Regions from separate parts of the Homo sapiens genome. Here region 1 is linked to region 2. A link is an interaction called in ENCODE POLR2A ChIA-PET data of the cell type or tissue named here. Cell type or tissue: PC-9. All regions are shown on one strand. Links, peaks and the distances in the headings refer to the core of each region. The heading gives the core; the rest is flanking DNA. Region 1 overlaps ADGRG4 (adhesion G protein-coupled receptor G4). Region 2 overlaps ADGRG4 (adhesion G protein-coupled receptor G4).

Region 1 (4,404 bases), core at 173-4,172, 62 kb before region 2:
GTTATTCGGGTTGTGTGTGTGTGTGTGTGTGTGTGTGTGTGTGTGTGTGTGTCTTGAATTTGAAACTCTGAGCTCTGAAAACTCCCTTGCTACAAGATGGCACATGCTATCTTGCAGTCATTTTAGGCAGGACTGGCAAGACTTTGTGCTTGATGGGCATAAGGCATATCTGACAGACAGAGACAGCTTGGCTCTTTTGGTGCTGGATCTATGGGACTTTGATTTTAGTTTTCAAGAAATACCCAATTAGAACACTTATATACTGTTGGTGGGAATGTAAATTAGTTCTGCCACTGTGGAAAGCAGTTTGAAGATTTCTCAAAGAAATTAAAACAGAGCTACTATTTGACTCAGCAATCTCATTATTGGGTATATATCCAGAAGAAAACAGATCACTCTGCCAAAAAGACACATGTACCCTTATGTTCATTGCAACAATATTCACAATAGCAAAGACATGGAATCAAACTAGGTGCCCATTAAAGGTGGATTGGATAAAGAAACTGTCTACATAGCCACCATGGAATACTACACAGCTATAAAAAAAGAATGAGATCATGTCATTTGCAGCAGCATGGATGCAGCTAGGAGCTATTACGCTAAGTGAATTAATGAAGGAACAGAAAACCAAGTACTGCATGTTCTCACTTAAAAGTGAAAGCTAAACATGGGGTACACATGGACATAAAGATGGCAACAGTAGACAACTGGGGACTATTAGGGGGAGAAGAGGGAAAAAGTAAGGGTTAAAAAGCTAACTATTGGGTACTATGCTTACTACCTAGATGATGGGATCATTCATACCCCAAGCCTCAACATGACATGATATACCCAGCTAACAAACCTGCACATCTACCCCCTGAATCTGAAATAAATGTTGAAAAGAAAAGAAATATCCTATTAAATTCTGCTTCTATCCATGCAGGCTCCTTCCTTAGATGCTACTTTCCACCATAAGAGTGGTTTTGAAAACACCCCTGCCCCTCCTTTATAAGCTCGAAATTGCCTAGCTTTCTTGATCTTTTGCCAGCTTTCCTTTAACCCCTCTTTCCACAGAGTGAGTACATTTCTCCTCAGAATCACTGAGCCAAAGAGAAGCCTGGAGTTACCACTGTGGATGAAGTCTTCACAGGCACCTGGGTTCTAAACCGTTTCCGTGGACATTCTATACCATGACTGGTTAGTTCTTGAGGTTAGAGCATCGGGTTAGAATACTGTAGTGTGGGCCAGACAGTTCTATCCAGAGAAAAAGTGTAGAACCATCACCAGGGCCTCAGTCCTACACTAGAATACAACCTTCAGTTCTACACTAGAATTCAACCAAGTGCCAGTAGCCTCAAAGGGAACCAAGCGAGGATGGTATTGAGAGTTTCTAAAAATTCCATTCCTACTACCAGAGGCAATAAAAATGGCATGTGAAGGAAGAACAACATATTTTGTGACTTCTTACATTCCAATTAGAACATGGATGTATATGGTTGGCAGGATCTGGTGGGACAAAAAGTTTCCGTTGATCCACCTCATTGCTCTAAAATAAGATAGTTTCTTGAGTCCTAAAACATAAATGCAAAAACCATGCCTTCTGCTACATTGCTTCCCACCCCCTCAACTCCGCAGCACTTTGCAAGTGCCTGTCATATAATAACTGCATGTCAATTTATTTTTCTCAAGGTTCCTCAAGGATTAACAATGACCACAATAAAAGGTTCAGAGGTTTTTAAGACACTACATTAAAACAACTTTTTAAAGGTTTTTTTTTTTTCATAATAGAGCTTTTACCATGCTAATGTATACAGTGCTATTCCAAGAAAGGGGGAATGTAATTTGCCACATTTCCCAAAGTTATTTGACCATAGAACTTTTTCCTTGTGGGAGCATCCCATGGTACCATCAGTGGGCTTCAGTATGGAAAATAAGGGTTTATTGAATGAAAAAAAAATAGTGGAGAGCACGAAGGGAGACTCTAACTCAATGAAATGCCAACTTGACTCTCAGCCTGTCCCAGTAGCCCAAATGGACTGGACGACACTTGAGGATAAAAGTATGGGGTAGAATTAGAGACTCACACAAAATCATTTTGCATGCCTCTTCCCCCCAATATTTTTAATAGGCAAAATCAAGTTAAGATGAACGTCAGCAATTATTCAGAGCTATATGAACCAGACTCTAGCTTTTTTTTTTTTTTTTGACAGAGTCTCTCTTTGTTGCCCAGGCTGGAGTGCAGTGGCACGATCATAGCTCACTGCAACCTCTGCCTCCCAGAGTTTGAGCAATTCTCCTGCCTCAGCCTCCCAAGTAGCTGGGACTACAGGCACACACCACCATGCCCAGATAATTTTTATATTTTTTAGTAGAGACGGGGTTTCACCATGTTGGCCAGGCTGGTTTCAAACTCCTGACCTCAAGTGATCTGCCTGCCTCGGCCTCCAAAAGTGCTGGGATTCCAGGCACGAGCCATCACACCCGGCCCCTAGCTTTTACTTCTCATGCCATCTTTTGTCTACCATTTCATCACTTCATTGATTATTTGTTCATTTCATCGGAATAAAGGAAAATAATTAAAAGAGCTCTAGGGCCTTTAGCTTAGGATCATCTAATTCAACCAATTATTGTAACTTTTTAAAGGTTGTTTTACAGCAAACTCAAGGCTACAACCTTGGCCTTTCCCACAGCCCTTTGATTTTAACCTTCATTCCTGTATGATTCTATGATAGTCTAGCCTGGCTCTTTCCCAAAATATTAGGATATCAGATGCAGATAGAGCCTATGGGGTCAAAACTTTAATGTTTTTGCTTTCCAGTTAATTGCTATGTTTAGCTGGATTGTGTACCTCAAAAAGTCAACGTGAGTGTGAATCTGTACATTTTCTAGCACAATGTGTTGATACAATGAACACTATAAGAAGTATTGCCAATCAGTGTTTGATATAGACATTTCCAATTACCTAAAGTTGGGTTACCTATCTGGGCTTCTCCCTATACCACTGAGCAAGAGAGAGTGGGCTGTGGGTGCATTTAATGAAGACTAACATCTAGTTAATGTTTCCAACAGGTGATTATTTTCCAAAGCAACAAAAGCTTTGCTGCATGTGTAGCTGGCCACAGAAAAGGCAAAAAAGCACCAGTTACCTTGCAAAGTGTTAAAAATGGCAAACAAATACAAGAAAAAGTTCCTCATGGGTCCCCAAGCAAAAAATGCAAACCCCCAGGTGAGGCCAAGTAAGAATGTCAGGCTCATTGTGCCTTTGAGGTCATGCAGGATCATCTTCCGCCGAGTCTTCTGGATTTGGGATTTCACAGAATTCAGTTGAACAAGAACAGTGCAGAACATGGAGAGATTCATGAGAAATATGAGGCAAAAATAAGCCACCACTGAGATGTAAAAGATAGAATCATCTTTAATCCAACAACTGTAAGAAACAAAGAAGACTATCATGAGATAGGGAAACATAAAGTCCTATTTCTCAGAGACTGAAGATCATCTAGTCAATTTTATTTCACCCTAAGGGCATCTGCCCTAGAGAAATGAACTGGACAGAGTTCACTCATACCAACTGGAGGCAGAGCTGGGACAAAAACCTCAATCTCCTGAGCCCCAGTTCAGGGTTCTTTCCAACACTAAGTCAGAAATCCTAGAGGATGTTTCTGCCCTACATATGCAGAAACCTGTCAGTCCAATTCCCTAGGAAATGGTTCTCTTCGTTAACAGCAGAAAAACGAATGATACATTTTCCCCCAAAGTGGCTCTCTGTCGCCGTGCTCCCCACACCGCCCCCGCACGCCCTGCCCCCCCGCCACCACCTTACACCTAAGCTCTTATTTGCAGGATTAATTCTACTTTACATGATAAATATCACAGTGAAAGGATGTGAGCAATGAATGGATTTTCTGAAAGCTACATCAAACAATGGTGAAATTATGAAAGTTAATGAAAATGCTACAAAAAGAGAACTCTAGGTGTACTGCTTTAAAATATGATGTATTTGGATGACAAAGGCAACACTGGTTACTGGATTGATTAACAACTCTACGGTTTTTATTAAAGAAAAAATATGCAGTGATTCATATGAACAGATAGTCCATTTAATAACATTTGCAATTACTGGAGGCATTTTCCCTGATTTTTGAACACAGAGAAGCTTGACTAATTTAACTGTGTGTCAACTTAGCTGAGCTCTCTTTTCTAAAACCAGGAAAATCTCTTTTGGTCATGTCGTTTATGTTGGCGTGGATACTTACACATATGTGTGAGTTTGTGTGTGTGTGTGTTGCAAACATGTTAAAAAAACATTTAATTTTCCTAATAGATTCTGACACCTAGAGTTCCCTGAATGTCATCAGCATCCTTAAAAGACGCCACAGAAAACTGTTAAAATGAGATAGTGTTATATGTTTGGGTAGAGAA
Region 2 (4,404 bases), core at 89-4,088:
GATATCCTTGTGGTAGAAGCACCCAGGGGTTCACCGAATATATGTGTGCTCCCAGAAGTGGGAGATCCAGCTGAAATTCCCTCAGATGTCTCTGAAGTCCAATGTGCTACATAGGTGTGGTTAAAATTAAACATTTCTGTCATTTCATTGTATGAACTCCTAGGTGTGGTTTTCACCAATTTTGTCAAAAGCCAACTTTCTCTCACCTCAGTTGTTGCAGTTTTATTATCCAATGGGGTACTTAGCTTTTCTATATCAGGAAAAGAGGAAACAGTGACAGAAGCTGTCACCCTTTGTGCTGATTCGTCTGTCACTTCCAGCATTGTTGAAAATGGAGAAACCTCAGCCACTGCTGCTATAGTTGATTTTCTCATAAGATAATGGGAAGTTGCTTCTTTTCTTGTCACAGTGGCATTTAATCTTTGTGTTGTTGCTGACTTTGGTACAGGGGTCGTTGTACCTCCAAATACAATTGCACCATTTATTTCTGTTTGTGTGGTCTCAGAAGCACTTTCCTCAGTAGAAAAATTTGGTTGAATGCAAGCAAGAGTAGATATTATATCTACTGATGGAACAACAGTCTCCCTTGGTGTCAAAGGAAGTTCATTTGCAGGTTTTGTAGACATAGGTATTGTTTTTAGTAGTAAAGTGGTAAGTTTAAATTCAGGCATATTGGTTATGGATGTGGTTCCAGAAACTATGGAGAAATTAGCAAACCATGGTGATGTCAATTTGGATACAGCTGTTGTATATCTGGCTGTAGTAGCATCATTGGCAGTGGTACCTTTGCCCTCTGGAGATGCTTTCAGTGGGGTGATATTGGTAGTTGCGGATAAATATTCTGTATAAGTAGTATTCTCATGAAATGCTGATGTAAAATTTTCATTAGGCACAAATGTGAGTATGGTGGTTGTGTTCATAGATGCCAGCAGGGCCTGGTCTGGCCTAGAAGTCCAAATGGTCTCATTGCTGGAGAACAGATGGGCAGCTTCATCAGTTGTGGATGTGGGACCTGACTCAGGTGCCTTGGATGTGGAAGCTGATCTAGTGGACATCAAAGTAAGCAAGTGTCCATCAGCTGTAGGTGTATTCTGGGTGTAAACTCGTCCTGTGATTGTGGAGGAAAGCATAGTTTCAGCCACTGTAGATGCAAGTGTGATTTCAGGAGTTAAGGCTGTACGTGTAGCTTCAGCATCAATAACTGTCTGTACACTCTCAGTCCCAGTAAATGAAAAGGATGTTAAGAAAGAAAAGGTCTTAGAGGAGGTCTCTTTCGACATGGAAGTAGACATGGCATCTTCCACTCTGGGTAAAGAGACATCCTGAAAATTTGTAGATGTCAATTCTGTTTCAGCTGTCCTTGGGGCAGGTGTGGTCTCAATAAGCCTAGTTGGGAGAGTCAATGAATGGACTGTAAATGCTATTTTCATATCAGTTGTTGCCAATGGAAATGCTGTCTGGTTTCTAGGAAATACAGAATCTACTGGAGCAGCTGTGGAGATGAGCACAGGCTCAGGTGGGAATGATGATGCAGTCCCAACATGAGTAGATGCAGGTGAAGTCTTTTCCACTGTAAACCAAGGTACAGTTCCGGCAGCTGTAGATTCAATGAACTCCTGGCCAGCTGTGGAGATAGGGAGTGCCCCAGTATTTGTGGATTTTTGTTTGAGACAAGGTGTTGTAGACATAGATGTTGACTCAATAGTTGAAAATAAAGATGTTGTCTTCGTAACAGCCGACTGAGATTTAATTGCTGAAGTTGTAGATACAACTGAATTCTTGGTAAATCTGGATGTGGATAGGAAATTAGAAGGTGTAGGTGGTTGAAAGATTTCAGTAGCCATGGCTTCAACCATTTTTGTTGTCTTTGTGCTTTCTGAAGATGGAGATTTCGTTTTTTTCATGGAATTGGTAGTATTGTCTATGGATATACTCTGGGTAGGCAGAGAGATGGCTGATGAAGTTGATAAAACATCCACTGCAAATGTAGCTGTCTCATCTACCAGTGTCTTTAAGATTTTTTGTGCAGTCATTGTTTCCAGAGGTGGAGATGTTGTATTGGAATATGATATGGTTGTGTAATCAGTTGCAAATATAGGTATGCTTTGAGACAATAGTGTAGAGGAATGTGCAGTATTTTGTGGTTTTACTCCAGTAATTTGGGATGGAGTGGTCATATCTATCTGTTGTGAAACAGTTGTACTTTTTTCTTGAATTGTCATATTTTCAGGAACAACTAAAAAAATCAGAAAGAATGTGTTATTTTGGATTCAGCTTTGGAAATTAGAGACAACTAGAAAGAGCTCTATAATTTCTTTTCATTTTGTAAGAAAGTATCATAGATATAATCAAATCACTTGATCACTTGATTTTCCTTAAGATAATTTTCTACTCTCTAAGACCTCTATATGGTACTCATAACACTCTGGTTAAGTAACTGGTAGGAAGATATCCATTTCGTAGTATCTTCATAAAATATATAAACATTCCTGAAAGAGGGATGCATGCCACAGTAGTGCATTGATTAAGAAGATTAGCTTTGGGAAAGGATCCAATTCCTTGAAAAATACAGCTATAAGAACTCAGTTAAGAAGAAACAGATAACTTGAATAGTCCTATATCTATTAAAGAAATTGAATTGTGTAGTTTAAAATATTCCAAAAAGAAAAAATCAACCTTAGATTCAAATGGATTAGTTTTAAATGCTGGCTCCATCACTTTCACACCCATTACATAACCTTGGACTAGTTGCTTAACCTCTCCGTGCTTCAGTTTCCTCCTCTATAATATGAGGATTATAATAACACCTATCCTATAAAATCGTTATGAGATTGAGTTAATGTGCATAAAACACTTAGCATAGCTTCTTATACAGAGTAAGTGCTCAAAAAACAGTTGGCTTTCACTTGGTCAAACTTCTATCAGTCATTTAAACACCAGATTGAAAATGTTTTAATCTGGAACTCCCAAATTAACATTTATTTAGTAGAAGTAATGAGTTTAAAATACTCTTTTCATTGCTTTCCATTACACATCACACTCCTGCGTTTTCTCCTACTTCTCTGTCCACTCATTTTTAGACTCATCCTATTTTACCTGACCAACGCTTTGTCCCAGGACCTCTTCACATTTGGCTGTATAGTTTCTCTACACCTAGGATTTCAATTTACACCTATACCCAGACAAATCTCAAAGTTATATCTCTTGACCAGATCTCTATTTTGCTCTATTTTGAGCTCCACATTTATATAACCAATTGTTTACTTGATATCGTTTCTTGGATATCTCATTAACACCTCAAGCTCAACATTCTCCAACTTGAACTCATTAGCTTCTCTCCAAACTGGGTCCTCTTCTGGTATTCCTTTAGTGACTGGCCCTACACTATCATACATTAAATTATGCAAGCTCCAACTCTCTGTCTCTCCCTCTGTCTCCTTCATTCTCTCTCTCACCTGCCATAGCCAATCCATAATCTTGTCCTATTGATCGTAGCTCCTAAATATCTCTTGGCTCACCCCAGTTTATCTCTATCTCCATCACTTACCACCCTAACCAGTCACCATCATCTTTCACTTGGACTACTGCAGTAGCCTCCCAACTGAACTAGTCTGCCACTACTCTTGGACCCCCTCTAATCTGTTCCATAATACAACCAAAATGATCTTTTTAAGTGCCAATCTGATCCCCTTCCTCTCTCTCTCTCACACACACACACACACACACACACACACACACACACACACACTGAGCTCTCTTTAGTTGCTTTCTATTGCTCATAGGATAAAAAGAAAATTTTTTCTTAATAAAGCATATAAAGCTATGCATGATTTGGTCCCTCTCTAGCTCTTCAGTCTCAATTTGTGCTAAGTCCCCTCTGTTTTTTTTTAGTCTTCCTCTTTTTAGTTCTCTAATACTTGGCATGCTCTTTCCCACTACAAGACCATTGCATTTGCTGTAACCTCTACTTAGAATGTACTTCCCATCCTTCCTCATCTGATTAACTTCTGCCAATTCTTCAGTTCTCAGCTCATGCATCACCTCTTCAGGGAAACCTACCTTCCCTGACTTCCATGACTAGCTCACACCAATCTATTTTAGACTCTTATGACGCCTCATACCTCTTCTTCATTTAATGCGTCATAATTGGAGATTTACCTTTGTTTGCATGTGATTTTTAATGTCTGTCTTCCTCGCTAGACCACATGGACAGAGTCCTCATCTTTTGTTGCCCACCATTGTATCTTTAGTGTCTATCCCAGTGCCTGGCACATGGTAGATGTTTAGTATCTATTTGTAAGCTAATAGAATAACTGAATAAGGCTTGGAATGATGTGAGAGCAGTGTGAAGATTCCTATCCCTATATCTACTGGAAAGTAAGAATTGACAGTGTATGATAACAA

Evidence for each region. Peaks named below come from ENCODE experiments on the same cell type or tissue, not always from the same donor. Only the 100,000 strongest peaks of a DNase experiment are listed, where the experiment ranks them.
Region 1: POLR2A ChIA-PET joins it to region 2 with 20 read pairs; 3 of 35 experiments call an interaction of 5 or more read pairs at or near these places.

What each region holds. Positions count from the first base shown.
Region 1 is chrX:136,404,697-136,409,100 of GRCh38, reverse strand. ADGRG4 (adhesion G protein-coupled receptor G4) reads right to left here. Exons shown (of 26, transcript NM_153834.4): 23 at 3,129-3,409. Among named protein-coding and RNA genes, the nearest start is that of BRS3, 81 kb to the left of the region's middle. In PC-9, for the core only: no CTCF peak of the experiment used is centred there; no DNase peak of the experiment used is centred there.
Region 2 is chrX:136,342,224-136,346,627 of GRCh38, reverse strand. It overlaps ADGRG4 (adhesion G protein-coupled receptor G4), which reads right to left. Exons shown (of 26, transcript NM_153834.4): 6 at 1-2,236. Among named protein-coding and RNA genes, the nearest start is that of ADGRG4, 43 kb to the right of the region's middle. In PC-9, for the core only: no CTCF peak of the experiment used is centred there; a DNase peak (open chromatin) is centred at 2,097; H3K27ac peaks cover 931 bases.